2 separate regions of the Homo sapiens genome follow, and region 1 is linked to region 2. A link is a contact called in ENCODE Hi-C or POLR2A ChIA-PET data. All regions are on one chromosome and are shown on one strand. Each heading gives the region's core, a stretch centred on a gene start or an enhancer-like site at or near the end of the contact. The rest is flanking DNA. Distances are from core to core; before and after follow the strand shown.

Region 1 (2,985 bases), core at 425-2,924, 110 kb after region 2:
AGAAAGAGGAGGAGGAAGGCAGAAGTTACCCCCGGAGCCAGCTTGCAAGGGCTCTGCCCACCTGGGCTTCCCCAGAGTAGAGGGGCTTTGGTCTCTGAGATGACTCCCTGAAAGCTTTCCATCCTTGCTCGCCGGCAGGTCTGGCAAATGGGGGACAAGTAGGCCTTATGCACAGTGACTGCTTGTTAAAGGGCCCCAGCAGAAACAACTCCAACAGGTCTCTCTCTACCCGCCAACAGCTCAGCCTGTCTCAGAGCCTAGCAGGCCAGGAGGGTCTGGGGGGCAGGGCCAGGATCCACATCTAAAGATGCCATGTGGCATGGCCAGGCACAGTGGCTCACACCTGTAATCCCAGAACTTTGGAAGGCTGAGGCGGGTGGACCACTTGAGGTCAGGAGTTCGAGACCAGCCTAGCCAACATGGTGAAACCCCGTCTCCACTAAAAATACAAAAATTAGCTGGGCATGGTGGCGGGCATGTCTAATCACAGTTACTCGGGAGGCTGAGGCAGGAGAATGGCTTGAACCCAGGAGGCAGAGGTTGCAGTGAGCTGAGATTGTGCCACTGCACTCCAGCACTCCAGCTTGAGCAACAGAGAAAGACTGCCTAAAAAAAACAAAAAACAAAAAACAAAAAACAAAAAAAAAAAACCTGTGGCAGGACAAGAACTTGGCTGGGCTTTAGGACAGTTGGGTTCTAGGCACAAGTTAACCAAAAATTTGCTGAGCAACCATGGTCAAGTCATTTAACCTCCCCGGGCTTCGGTTTTCTTCTCTGCAAAAAGAAGAGCTGGCATTGTGTTCCCTTTCACTTCAGGGTTCTGTGGCTTATGAATAAGAATAACTCAGAAATATATTGATTACTTACTATATGCCAGATCCTAAAGGCTTTATATCATTTAAACTTGTATATATATGCATATAGATAAATCATGTATATAAATATCTCGGAAAGAACTCTAGCTGTCATTGCTCCAAGTTGCTCACAGGAACTTGGAAACTGCATAATATGCCAAAGGCCATGCAGCCAGTGAGTGACAGAGCAGGCTTTCCCCAGCCCACACTCGGGCAAATCCCGAGCCTGCCCCCAAATAGCTCCATTTTCCGAGAGAGGGAGCCACTTCATTACAAAGGTCCCTCTCTACAAAGACAGAACACGGAGGCCGATTAAAGCCCGTCAGCCCGGCATCATTTTTGTAATCGATGCTCCGTGATTGTGAACTGGGTGTCTGTCGGCAGCTGCCTAATTTTAGCTGGGTCTTTGCAGGCTTCTCACCAGGCTCACCCTCCCCCATGGATGAGCAGAGAGGTTCCAAGAAGCATCATCGATCTTTTGACTAAAGTGTCCTCATGAAATACAAATCTGTCGTTTCTCAGCGAGCCGTCTGTCGTGGTGGCACAGAAGAGATGCCACCGGGAGAGTGAGAACCATAATTTCATGTAAAACCGGACGTCTTACATGGTCCCCCGCAACCCACCTCTTCCCTGCTTTCACCTTGGCCTCCCAGCTCAGTCATGGGAAATCGATACCTTTTACTGTTTCAACTTTGGCACAGAGCGATGGGGGAAGAGCTGTCAATAGGTGTTGAAGACATTCCCAGTTGTGGGCAAGCTCCCTGTTAGGGGGGCCCTGGCCTCTGGCAGTGAGTTGGCACCGAGTTACTTGAATGAGGAGGATTTAGTGCTCCTGTCCTTGGGCACTCTGCCCAGTATAAGTGGCTAAGGAGGCATCAGGGGAGGGCCTGGGTCCAGAGAATGAAAACACCTTCCTTAAATAGCAACAGCTTCTCATGGGCATAATGGCCCTACACACATAGCAGGAAAGGTGACTTATTCTAAGGCCACACAGCAAGCTTAAGTATAATCACAACTCCACCACTTACTATGTGACAACAAGCAAGTAACTGGACCTCTCCAAGACTCAGTTTCCTCAGTTGTGAAATGGAGTTATGCTTGCACCCACCTCATAGGGTTATTGGAAGGGTTAGCTGAGTAAAAGCACGTTGAGTATTTAACACGGTGCTAGAAAGACAGAAATCAACTAAAATAATAGTTATTAATACTAGTAATATTTTTCGATGTTAACCTGTTTGCTTTGCTCTAAGATGATATCTATCAGAAGATACACCATCAATTTAATAACAGCTTCGAGAGGGAAGAAAACAAAAAAGAAACAGAAAATGAAATGTCTGCCCATTGAAGGATGTGTCTTATTTTAGAACGTTTAAAATATATGTCCCAGAATCGAAGAAATACAATATTGACAACAGAGGGCTCTTTTTAGATCTCAGATTCCTGGAACCCTCCCACGAGCCCTCAAAGCGTGAGAATGGAAGTAGTGTTGTCCAGGAGAGAAGACCAGAGTTTACTCTGCTACCAACCGGCCGAGTGACCCCAGGAAAGTCCCTCTCCTTTTTTGGCCTCAGTGTTCTGCCTAGACAGTGCACAGGTGGCATGAGATGATCCCTCAGGCCCTTCTAGCCCTGGGTCTGGCAGGACAGGCGTGAATTCTTCTCTCTGTCGTCCTGCTCACCGGGTGGGGCCACTTCCCCTGCCGTGCTAGACTCACCAGCCTGCAGGATTTCTGGAAGGCAGGCACCAGCAAGAGCTCTAGCTGATTAATCCTCCCCCTACTTAGGGGCTCCCAGGGCTGCCTTTGAGGGGGTGGGAAGGAAGAACAGGTGGGTGGGGCCAGGAAAGGGAAGGGAGATGAGCCACAGATTCCATTTGGGTCTGTTTACTCCCATTCGCTCCTGGTTACCTTTAAACAGGATAAAATTACACTCGAATCCCCTTCATCTCCATGCGATACTTCTGAAAAAAGAGCAACTTGACCTCTTAGGAGTTAAAAAAAAAATGGAAAACGTGAGAGCTACGTAATATCCAGTGGATGCTGAGGGTGGGGCATTTTCAGGGAGCTCATATGTAAACCTCCTTGATGTCTTGAAAAATAAAACCAGACCAGCGTTCAGTGGCAGGAGGGGAG
Region 2 (3,282 bases), core at 107-2,606:
CCAAGCTCACCCCGCTCAGTCTAGTCTTGGTATTTCCCAAAATGCTCCTACAAAAGCCCCTTTGATCACCCCATGCCCCTGCCTTGCTCCTGCGGCAATGGCTCCTGTCTCTCTTCTCTGGGCCACTGGGCATTTGTACATGCTGTTTCCTCCTCCAACACCTCCACTTCCCCTCCCTGGCCTCCCGTGGCTGCCCTGAACTTCTCCAGTCCTAGCTGTACTCTCTGCACTATAAGCAACAGTTCACTCCTCTGTCCTCCCCATGGGACTGGAAGCCTATTGAAGGTTGGCTGTGTGTCTGGCTCAGCCGCCACTGTTTCCTCAGAGTGCAGGCTGGTGCCTGACACCTTACCCAGCATTTATTGAGCACTATGTACCAGGACTGTGCTCAGTTCTTTACGGACATATATCAATTAACCTTCAAGGTCATCTTCAAGGACATACTGGAGACAGGGTGGAGTTGGGGCTGGAAACACAGACTTGAAGCGCAAGCCAGCTGGATTTGGATCCAGTTCTGCATTTACCAGCTGGGTGACCTTTATGAAGTTACATAAGCTGTCTGTGCCTCAGTTTCCTCATGCAAAATGGAGGTAATGACAGTACCTCCATCATAGAGTTGTTTGAGGATAAAATAGTAAATATATGTCTATATATACACACACATTTAATACAGTGCACACACTAATTGCTTTGTGGTGTCAACTATTGGCATTCCTCCCATTTTGCAGATGAGGAAAGCCTCCTTCTGCCTCCATCCTTTCCTATCCCCTGTGCCATCAGAACTAAATTGATTCAGGGAGCTCAATAAATGCTTGCATGCTTGTTCACTCAGGGTTTCATGCCAACCGAGGGGTGTGTAAGTTCACCATTTATAAGTCAACTGTATTTTTATGTCCTAGCAACAAAAAAAAATTGGCAAGTGAAATAAAAATACTATTTATTATCATAACAAAACCCAAAAATATATACAAAGAGATTCGACTAAAAAAATATACAAGACCTCCCTGTGAAGAGTGCAATAAAAATGGTCAACATATACCCATGGACACTTCACAATAGATTTATCATGGCTAATAAACGTGACAAAATGGACAATATTATTAGTCATCAGTGCAAAATAAAACCATAACAAGATGCAATACTCTCATCAAAATGGCTAAAGTTAATGTGACCTGCCTTACCAAGTGTTGAGAAGGATGTGGAGATGCTGGAACTCCCTCCCCTGCTGGTGGGAATATAGGCAGGTCCAGCCACTTTGGAAAACAACTTGGCAGCCTCTGATAAAGTAAAAGTAAAACAAATACCTGATCTGTGACTTGGTGGGTCCAGCTATTTTCCCTAGAGAAACGAAACAGACACCCACAGAAATTCTATCACAAGAATGGCAGTGTTATTTGTATTAGCCCCAAATGACTCAACATTCCCATGTCTTTCCAGTTTTTCCAGAGACAACTCTTCATTAAATCGCCTGTCCAAGAATCTGCACCTGCACCTCCCTCAGCTGCCACCCGAATCTCTGACCTCAACGAATCCCTATGCCAGGGGAATGCAAGACTGATTGGCCACAGGCCTGGGGCTCTGTACTCCCCTGAGCCTGGGTGGGGAGTGATTCCTCAAGGACAAGGAGAAGGGAGAGGGCTGAGCAGTGGTCCCCAAGGGAAGTGGCACTGGGGGTGGGGCAGAACCATCACGCGTTACCGATGGTGGGGTCAGAATCAGGGGGCCTGAGATATATGCTATTGGGTCCCACCCTATAGCCCTGCCCACGTCCTTCAGCTGTGGAGAGCGTGGGCTGCCAGCTGGGCCCTTTTCTGGGGAATCATCCTCAGCTGAGGAAGCTGACTGCTGACTCACCTGAAAAATGCCTGCGAGGTCTCACCTTTCCCTGGGATGACCTGCAGCCAGTCACTGGCTGACACATGGGTACAAAAGGTCTGGCTCATTCGAGGAGGCAGGACAGTCATGTGGTGCCACAGAGGACACTCCAGAGCTCCCCATGGGCCCAGATCAGGGCTAGACTAGACCAAGTCCATGCCCTGGCCTGGCTTCTTGCCCACCCTCCGCTACTTCCCTCACTCCCCTTCTTCTGAGCGTGCGCCCTCTGCAATCTCACATGTCCCCGTAAGTCCCCATCTCAGGCTCTGCTTCTAGGGAGCCTAACCTATGCAGAAGGCCAAGCTGGCTCTCGCCTGCACACCTGCCCCATGCAAGCTTCCCCTTGGATCTTCTTCCCTGCATGGGGAAATTGGTCCTACCCCACCAGGCTCCAAGGTGTGCAGCCAGCATCATCTTGGAATCCCTCTCAAACCCAGACTCCCACCAAGAACTCAATTCTCCCCACATCTGCTCCAGGTCCTTAGGAAACTCAACATCCAAATCCCTTTCATCTCCAGGTTGATTAACAGAAGATTATAAGCAAGCTTCAGAAGGAAGAAAAACCAGTGTCTCCCCAGGGCAGACACTGTCTGTTGACAAATACCACCAATATATATTTTTCTCATTTTTGTATAGATATACAGAACTAAGCCGATTAATATATTCTTCTTTCCCTCTTAGGTCTAGGACTGCAATGGGAATCTTTCTGCCCCATGGTGAACTGTGTACCAGGTTTCAATAAAGGTTTTATCTTTGCAATTACAGTTCATTAATAAATTTACAAGGGAAGGAAGATGGCGAGGTCTGTCTAAGAGGATTGTTTCGCATTTCTTCTCTTTTAATTACAGTTATCTCCTGAACCAAAGCTCTTTGAAAAACAGAGAGAAAAAAGACACCCTTTCCCCATCTGTTCCAGATATGGGTACAATTAATAAGGGAGGAGACAGGAGCTGCTCCTGGGCTTCCTGCAAACTGAGACCTCACCACCTCCTCTTCAGAGCTGCCCTGTGGGTGGGAGTCTTGGCCACCAGAGCTCAGCTGGCATCAGGTATCTTGTCATGTATCTGCCCTGGGGATTTGGATAAGGACAGGCTTGGTTCTCTATAGAGCTACTGTTTCTAGGGCACCTACTATGTGCTAGAGTCTTTACAGGGGTTTTCTAATCTTAAACTTGTCTAAGTTTTAAACTTCACAGTGATCCATTTTACAGACCTGTTTTACAGACAGAGAGTAGCTAAGGCAGACAGATGGGTGCAGGGCATTGGGCTAGGCATAGGGAGCAGGGAGGGGGCTGAACATTTTACAGATGCCAAATGGAGACTCAGAGATGTCCAGGACTTTCTTAAGGCACTCCAGATTAGGTTGGAATTGCAAGCCAGTCCTGTGACTCCAACTTACCTGCTATTT

The links. Hi-C counts contacts between places; a loop is a spot of excess contacts on that map. ChIA-PET counts read pairs that join two places held with the same protein, here RNA polymerase II (POLR2A). Pooled maps may share reads with other maps.
Region 1: a map of Calu3 shows a loop between it and region 2 (3-fold over the local background). The contact joins two enhancer-like sites. A Hi-C loop is called at or near these places in 4 of 168 maps with a recorded cell type or tissue (Calu3, heart right ventricle and mammary epithelial cell) and 3 of 50 pooled maps. POLR2A ChIA-PET finds 5 or more read pairs at or near these places in 2 of 52 experiments (MCF 10A and WTC11).

What each region holds. Positions count from the first base shown.
Region 1 is chr1:29,899,202-29,902,186 of GRCh38, forward strand. No RefSeq gene overlaps it. Among named protein-coding and RNA genes, the nearest start is that of LINC01648, 140 kb to the right of the region's middle. Within about 2 kb of position 1,675, at least 3 of the 41 ENCODE cell types and tissues checked have a DNase peak (open chromatin) inside an H3K27ac peak, as active enhancers do.
Region 2 is chr1:29,788,000-29,791,281 of GRCh38, forward strand. No RefSeq gene overlaps it. Among named protein-coding and RNA genes, the nearest start is that of LINC01648, 250 kb to the right of the region's middle. Within about 2 kb of position 1,357, at least 2 of the 41 ENCODE cell types and tissues checked have a DNase peak (open chromatin) inside an H3K27ac peak, as active enhancers do.